Regions from separate parts of the Homo sapiens genome. Here region 2 is linked to region 1. Evidence: chromatin contacts called from ENCODE Hi-C or POLR2A ChIA-PET data. All regions are on one chromosome and are shown on one strand. The core of a region is the stretch at or near the end of the contact, and the rest is flanking DNA. Distances in the headings are between cores, read along the strand shown.

What was found. Hi-C counts contacts between places; a loop is a spot of excess contacts on that map. ChIA-PET counts read pairs that join two places held with the same protein, here RNA polymerase II (POLR2A). Pooled maps may share reads with other maps.
Region 2: a map of endothelial cell of umbilical vein shows a loop between it and region 1 (6-fold over the local background). The contact joins two enhancer-like sites. A Hi-C loop is called at or near these places in 5 of 168 maps with a recorded cell type or tissue (A673, cardiac septum, endothelial cell of umbilical vein and 2 more), 16 of 37 single-sample maps with no recorded cell type and 17 of 50 pooled maps. POLR2A ChIA-PET finds 5 or more read pairs at or near these places in 14 of 52 experiments (AG04450, BJ, GM10248 and 10 more).

The regions. Positions count from the first base shown.
Region 1 is chr9:111,925,114-111,928,558 of GRCh38, forward strand. It overlaps UGCG (UDP-glucose ceramide glucosyltransferase), which reads left to right. Exons shown (of 9, transcript NM_003358.3): 5 at 1,271-1,383. Among named protein-coding and RNA genes, the nearest start is that of MIR4668, 5.3 kb to the right of the region's middle. RefSeq lists a silencer at 1,525-1,684. Within about 2 kb of position 1,583, at least 17 of the 41 ENCODE cell types and tissues checked have a DNase peak (open chromatin) inside an H3K27ac peak, as active enhancers do; they include endothelial cell of umbilical vein, where a contact is called at or near this core.
Region 2 is chr9:111,958,057-111,961,501 of GRCh38, forward strand. No RefSeq gene overlaps it. Among named protein-coding and RNA genes, the nearest start is that of MIR4668, 28 kb to the left of the region's middle. Within about 2 kb of position 1,680, at least 13 of the 41 ENCODE cell types and tissues checked have a DNase peak (open chromatin) inside an H3K27ac peak, as active enhancers do; they include endothelial cell of umbilical vein, where a contact is called at or near this core.

The DNA of each region.
Region 1 (3,445 bases), core at 333-2,832:
TAAATTAAAAATGGTTGTGGTTCATTATATAATCTGCAAGCTTTCCCATGGGTGTAACTTTTCCCTTGTTTGCCTGACACTTATCTTTAATGTGTTTCGGCTTGCGTAATACACCGTCTCACAAAGGGACAGAAATTAATAGGTGCATATTTTACTAAAACACATACACTTATCGGACTATACACATGACTTTTTACTTAAATGATTTTAGCAAGAAGCCTTTCATATACTGAAATTATAACTTGCATTTTCGAACACTCATAATAGTTTCAGTGTTCTATAATATTTTCTTATATTCTAATTGCCTTAAGCTTCTCAACCCCAATACTGTTCACATTTTAGGCTTTGTTGTGGGAGCTGTCTTGTAGGATGTTTAGCAGCATGCCTGGTCTCTACCATGAGATGCCAGTAGTACCCCCTTCTCAGTAGTAAAAGCAAAAATATCTTCAGATGTTGCCGGATGTCCCCTGTGGGGCAGAATTGCCCCCAGTTGAGAAGCACTGACCTAGAATGAGTATTTAAGGTCCAAATACAACTTTTCTTTATACGGTAGATTTAGTTCTTAAAGACTTGGAGGAAATGAAAAATAAGGTCATGTAAAAATGATATGAGATGTTTGCTAAAGATTGGGCAATAATTTAAATTTTTTATTAGCTTAAAATGCAAATTAGAAAATGAACATAAATGTTGCACTCCTATGAGTTAATCAAGACCATTACAGATCTATCAGCTGGTCAGAGATGATGTTCATTCTTCATATTTGCTATCTTAAATTATTTACTATCATATGTTTTTCAGTGTACAGATCTCTGTTCAATATAATCACGTTCCATTCCTGTGTGGAAATCTGATACTCACAGAGAAAATAGTCTCATTTCCTATGGTTGGAGAGTAGAGAAGCCAGCACGAGAACTGAGGTCCTTTAGCCTCTGCTCCTGAGCCTTTTCCACTAGGACAGATTGTCCTTATTCCAAATTAGAAGTTCCAACAGGGGGTAACTTTTTCAAAGTATATTCTGCCTCTGGTACATAGTAGGTATATACTGGGCTAAAAAATGTATAAATTAGCTTTCGAGAATTAGGCCCTTTTGAAATTTTGTATTCTCCTCAGAAAGGTGGTTGAGATTCATTTTATTAGATCCATATGTTTAAAATAATGTATTTTATTAAGAATGTAATAACAATTCACAAAATATATTTTATATTAATGGGCATTCTACTAAAAACAAATTTTCTTTTCTCCCCCTCTCTGCCTTTTTTTTAAATTGTAGTAATTCCAGATACGCTTACTGACATGGTGAATCAAATGACAGAAAAAGTAGGCTTGGTTCACGGGCTGCCTTACGTAGCAGACAGACAGGGCTTTGCTGCCACCTTAGAGCAGGTGAGTATGGTGGTTATAAATCATGTTCATAGTATCAGACCCCTCATTTCCCAGAAGCTTGAGACTATGGGAGCTGGAATTAGGTATCTCAAGTTAACTGTATTAAGTCCATTTGGGAACCTGCTGTGTTCTAGAAGCCCTGAGTTGAGAGCAGCTGTTTTCATTAGTGAGGAAATTCTTGGGACCCTGACTGTACCCTGGCAGTGAACAGCTGTGCGCAGGAAATGCCTGCGGTCTTATTGCCAGCTGAACACAGTCTAACCTCTTGCCTTGTAGTATTCACTTCCTGTTCTAGAGTTCAGTTCTTTATATTGTTCTTTCAAACATTCGATCTGAAAAGAACCGCTGGCCCCCTCCCCCCAGCCTTTTTTTTTTTTTTTTTTTTTTTTTTTTTGCGACAGAGCCTTGCTCTGTTGCCCAGGCTGGAGTGCAGTGGCACGATCTCGGCTCACTGCAACCTCCACTTCCCAGGTTCAAACGATTCTTCTGCCTCAGCCTCCCAAGTAGCTGGGATTTCAGGTGTGCTACCACACCTGGCTAACTTTTGTATTTTTAGTAGAAATGGGGTTTCACCGTGTTGGCCAGGCCGGCCTCAAACTCCTGACCTCAAGTGATCTGCCTGCCTCAGCCTCCCAAAGTGCTGGGATTACGGGCATGAGCCACTGCGCCCAGCCCTCAAAAGAACCTTTTTAAAATACCACAAAGTATTTCAAATATACACAAAAGAAAATGTATTCATACAAGTCCTTATAAAACCTATTTGATGTCCTTTTAAAACATATTTCTAATAATTACCTGAGAAACTTATGTTTTCATTTTATTTTTTCTCCAACTTAGAAATAGTAACATCCATAGGAAACTATAAATAATGGAAAAGTATAAGATGCAAAAAAACAAAAACCAACAACCTAGAACCCTAACAATTACAGGAAGTTTATGGGGTTTTTTTGTTTTTTTTGTTTTGTTTTTTTTTTAGATGGAGTCTCGCTCTGTCGCCCAGGCTGGAGTGCAGTGGCGCGATCTCGGCTCACTGCAAGCTCCGCCTCCCGGGTTCACGCCATTCTCCTGCCTCAGCCTCCTGAGTAGCTGGGACTACAGGTGCCCGCCACCATGCCTGGCTAATTTTTTGTATTTTTGATAGAGACAGGTTTTCACCGTGTTAGCCAGGATGGTCTCGATCTCCTGACCTCGTGATCCACCCTCCTCTGCCTCCCAAAGTGCTGGGATTACAGGCGTGAGCCACCACGCCCGGCAGGAAGTTTCTGGTTTTAAAAATAAACATTGTATCATTTGGACACTTTGGAGTCTTTATTTCCCCCACCACCCCCTTCTGGGCCCTTTAGAAAACATTGTTGAGATAGTATTCTAAAAATAATCTGTATCTTATTTTTGTGACTTTGTAAGCTTTTCCCATATCATTAATAGCTTTTCATAAAAGTAATTTTTATTGGCTGTATCATAGGCCATCGTATGTGTGTCCTATGCTTGAGTTAATCATTCCTGTACTGTTAAACATTTGGGAGGAAAAATTTGTTGTAATGTTATAAGGACAGATATGTGATTTCAGTCTTTAAATATGTCAACTTGCTCTTAAGCATATCTGCATTTATATTCTTTTGAATTGCAGTCTTATGATTGCCACATATCTGAAGGGGTAAAGGTACATTGTGGGAACTTGCATCTGGCCTTTGGCAGTTTGAACCATGAGCTCTTTCTTAATATTGGCTGTAAATATATTTGTCCTACTGCAAGAAATTGTTAGTCTTAAATACCAGAATTTTTGTTTAGAAAAAGAAACTGAGTAGCCACTTTAAAATAAAATACAATGTGTTCTAGTATACCAAATTGTATTTTTGTCTTAGAAATATCCAAATTGATACAGATGTCAATAACATCTCTGTGATGTGTATGTCAATAAACATCTCCCAGAATACACCCATTGCCTTAGTGTAGGTTTAATCTCTGGAAGTCACTCTGCCATACTTAGAATTAATCATTCTCAACTGTAAAGAGCACATTCAGCTCAGTGACTAACATCTCATTCCTAAGACCTCAATAACTA
Region 2 (3,445 bases), core at 430-2,929, 33 kb after region 1:
CTCACTATATCCCTTACAGATTGCAGTTGAAGAACTCAAGCTATTCACCAACTGTTCTGCTTTCTGATGAATGAGTATGAGAGGATTATGACTGTGTAATATGAGATATTGGGCAAGAAGTGATTAAAAAGCAGTATCTCAAGTTACTCTTGCTGCAGAAGCATGTAACACTGTTGCCCAGGAAATACCAGAGCATTGTGCACATGGAGGAGTCATTTTCAGTTCCGATCTCAAGCAGGAAGGAACTCCTCCAGACAGAGGGGCTTTAAACCTCCTTTTCTTGGCCACCACATATATGAATACAGTCACTAGAGGAGAAAAATCCCAGCAGATTACATGCTCACAGCCCTCGGGTTGGAGATTCAGAGCATTCAGCCTCACTCAGCTATTCTCAGACTCAGCATCCAAACACTGCAGCTTCAGCTTGTGCAGAAAGATGATGCTGAGTAATAAGATCCTATAGAAACAGGCAGACATCCCAGTGCAGGGCATCCTGTGTGAGACCAGGAGACATGGGCTGCCCACAAACAATTAGACCCAACCTGCCCCACTGGTTTAGGGTAATCACTGGCATCATCTGAAGAGGAGCAGGAGTTGGAGATCAGAACCCACTGTGGGTTTTTTGTTTTTTTTTTTTGCTTTTTGAGACAGAATGTCACTCTTGTCGCTCAGGCTGGAGTGCAGTGTCACAATCTTGGCTCACTGTAACCTCTGCTTCCTGGGTTCAAGTGATTCTCCCACCTCAGCCTTCTAAGTAACTGGGATTACAGGCTCCTGCCATCATGCCAGGCTAATTTTTGTATTTTTAGTAGAAACGGGGTTTCACCATGTTGGCCAGGCTGGTCTCCAACTCCTTACCTCAGGTGATCCGCCCGCCTCAGCCTCCCAAAGTGCTGGGATTACAGACGTAAGCCACTGCTCCCGGCCTCACTGTGGGTTTTTTTTAACTAGTGTGTAGTACAGCCCTTTTTCAGTCACTTTCAGCATTTCATTATGATGTCTTTACAAAGTTTTGAGGTTGGTGAATTCCAAGACAATGTTAGAATCTTCTAGAAAAATAAAGATAAGTACCGCCTTTTACCAATTTCTTACCATTGTTTGTGCCACACATTACAACAGCTCTTCATTTAAGGTGGGGGAGGATACGATATTGAGTTGAAACATCATGGCAGTTTCTGTTTTATGTTGGACAAGCCTTCTGTGCATTGTCTTGTCTGTAGTGCCAATTTTTATGGTTCGATGGTGTATTTACAGACATGACAATAATGGTGGTGGTGGGATGGAACAGAATAATGTTGGGTTCTGGAGTGCCTGGATAGCAGGGAAATAATTCAGACAGAAAAATAGCAAGGCCAAAAATAAATTGTGCACTTGAGAGGCTGAAAGAGAATGAGATATGAATCCCTGACTGTAATTGTAGTTGTGTTCACTGTGAGGACAGGTGTTTGCCCTCTGATAATAAGTAGACTTTAATCCTAGGTGTGAGTGCTAGCCACTGTCAACAGGGGTGGCTCCAGATAAATCCAAAGTAATTGCCCAAGACACAACATCAGCCCACAACCAAATTCTCACACTGGAGAGTTACATGACTGGTGGATACAGCTCATTAGGTAATAGTCAAGGCACTGGTTCTTCCCAGTCAACAAACATCCTCTAAATGCTTCAGGAGCCAGCAAGGCAAGCTGTTCCAGCCATGGAGAGGTGTGGCTCTGGTGTGCGGTGACACACTGTGAACACCCAAGCTATGCAGTGCTGATTAGTTGGGTAATGGATGAATGAGTCAAAGATCACGCTTCCCAGTTTGTCAGCTGCTTGGTAGCTCCCAGGGACTGGCTCCAGTCTGTCACTGGCTCCATGCAAGCAAGCAATCCTGGGGCTGATTGTGAGCCACAGAGTCACTGTCAAGACCGGAGTTTCAGTGTAGTAGGTGGAGAGGAAGGATAAAGAACCATCTGACTCGCAACCTTCAGTCTAGAGAGGAGGATTCGGTCAGAGGCTACGTTTTCCTGAGCATCTTCCTTTTCTTCAGGGCATTGTGAATATGTGATGACAGCCCAAGGCAAGAAGCAAAGCAAGAGTCTGATCCCATGCACTAGGTATCCCAAGGCTAGAGGGGGAGGTCTTCAGCCTGAGTCATCAGCTCAGGCAATGTATGAAGTCTTGCCTATAAGACATGACCACCACTGTTGAGACTTGTCACATTGCCAATCAAAAGTTCTGGGATGGGGGGTTGGCAGGTGGCGAGCTTTCCTTCCAATCCCCAGTGTTCCAGGAAGAACAAAGGAATCATATACTCTCAGCTTTAAATCCTGGCTAAATTTCTCAATAATTGAATGACTACAGACAAAGAATTAATATGTGAGTCTCAATTTCTTATCTGTAAATATAATATCCACATTGTAGGGCTGTTCTGAATATTACATTAAATTAGATACATAAAGCTCCCAACACAGTAGCTAGTACAAGTAGAAGCTCCATAAATGACAATTTCTATCTCTGGGACTAGTGAATCTCAGAGTTAGAAAAATGTAAAAAGTCATCCAAGAAAACCTTCCTTCAATTAGCCGGGCATGGTGGCACGTGTCTGTAGTCCCAGCTACTCAGGAGGCTGAGGCAAGAGAATGGCTTGAACCTGGGAGACAGAGGTTGCAGTGAGCCAAGATTGCGTCACTGCACTCCAGCCTGTGCGACAGAGTGAGACTCTGTCTCAAAAAAAACAAACAAACAAGCAAACAAAAAAAACAAACAAAAAAAAAAAAATACAAACCCCAAACCAAACCAAACAAAAAACCCTCCTTCAGAATTTCTGTTGTCAGAATTTCCTATGCCACCTCTAAGACATGGGCCATTCAGCCTCTGTTTTGAATCCATCGAAGGCAAGAGGGATCTTCTTCAGCAGTTCTGAGGGTCTTGCCGAAATTGAGCTGAAACATAATTCTCAGGGGCTTCTACTATTTGAAATAGTGATACCTTGCCATATGCAGGACAAGTGCTTTCAGTTGTACAGACTGCACATTGCTCAGCTGTGGGCGTCTGCTGCTTTTCACGTAGACTACTGTGTAAACAGTGTCCCTGGAGTTGGGCAGTGTGATGGCCCTATCAATGTGATAATCATTCAAATATTTGGGGTCAACCTCACACTCATTTGAGTCTTCTCCAATGAAAACACTCATAATTCCTCTGTCAAGCCTCATCTGGCAAGTTTTGGTTTTCCATCACTCTAGTGACTCTTCTTTGAATGCTCAACTGTGTGACACCTGGATCTGGGCACAATGCATTAATCATCTTCTGGCCAGTTTGGAATAGTGAGATTCACTTTTCACACCTCATGCTGCTATGTTCTCCTACCTCCACCCCACCCTGCATTTTATAATTTGCTTTGTTACTTTAGTTCTCATTTAATCCAAGAACAGGACTTTACATTGGCAAAGATTACTCAAGACTC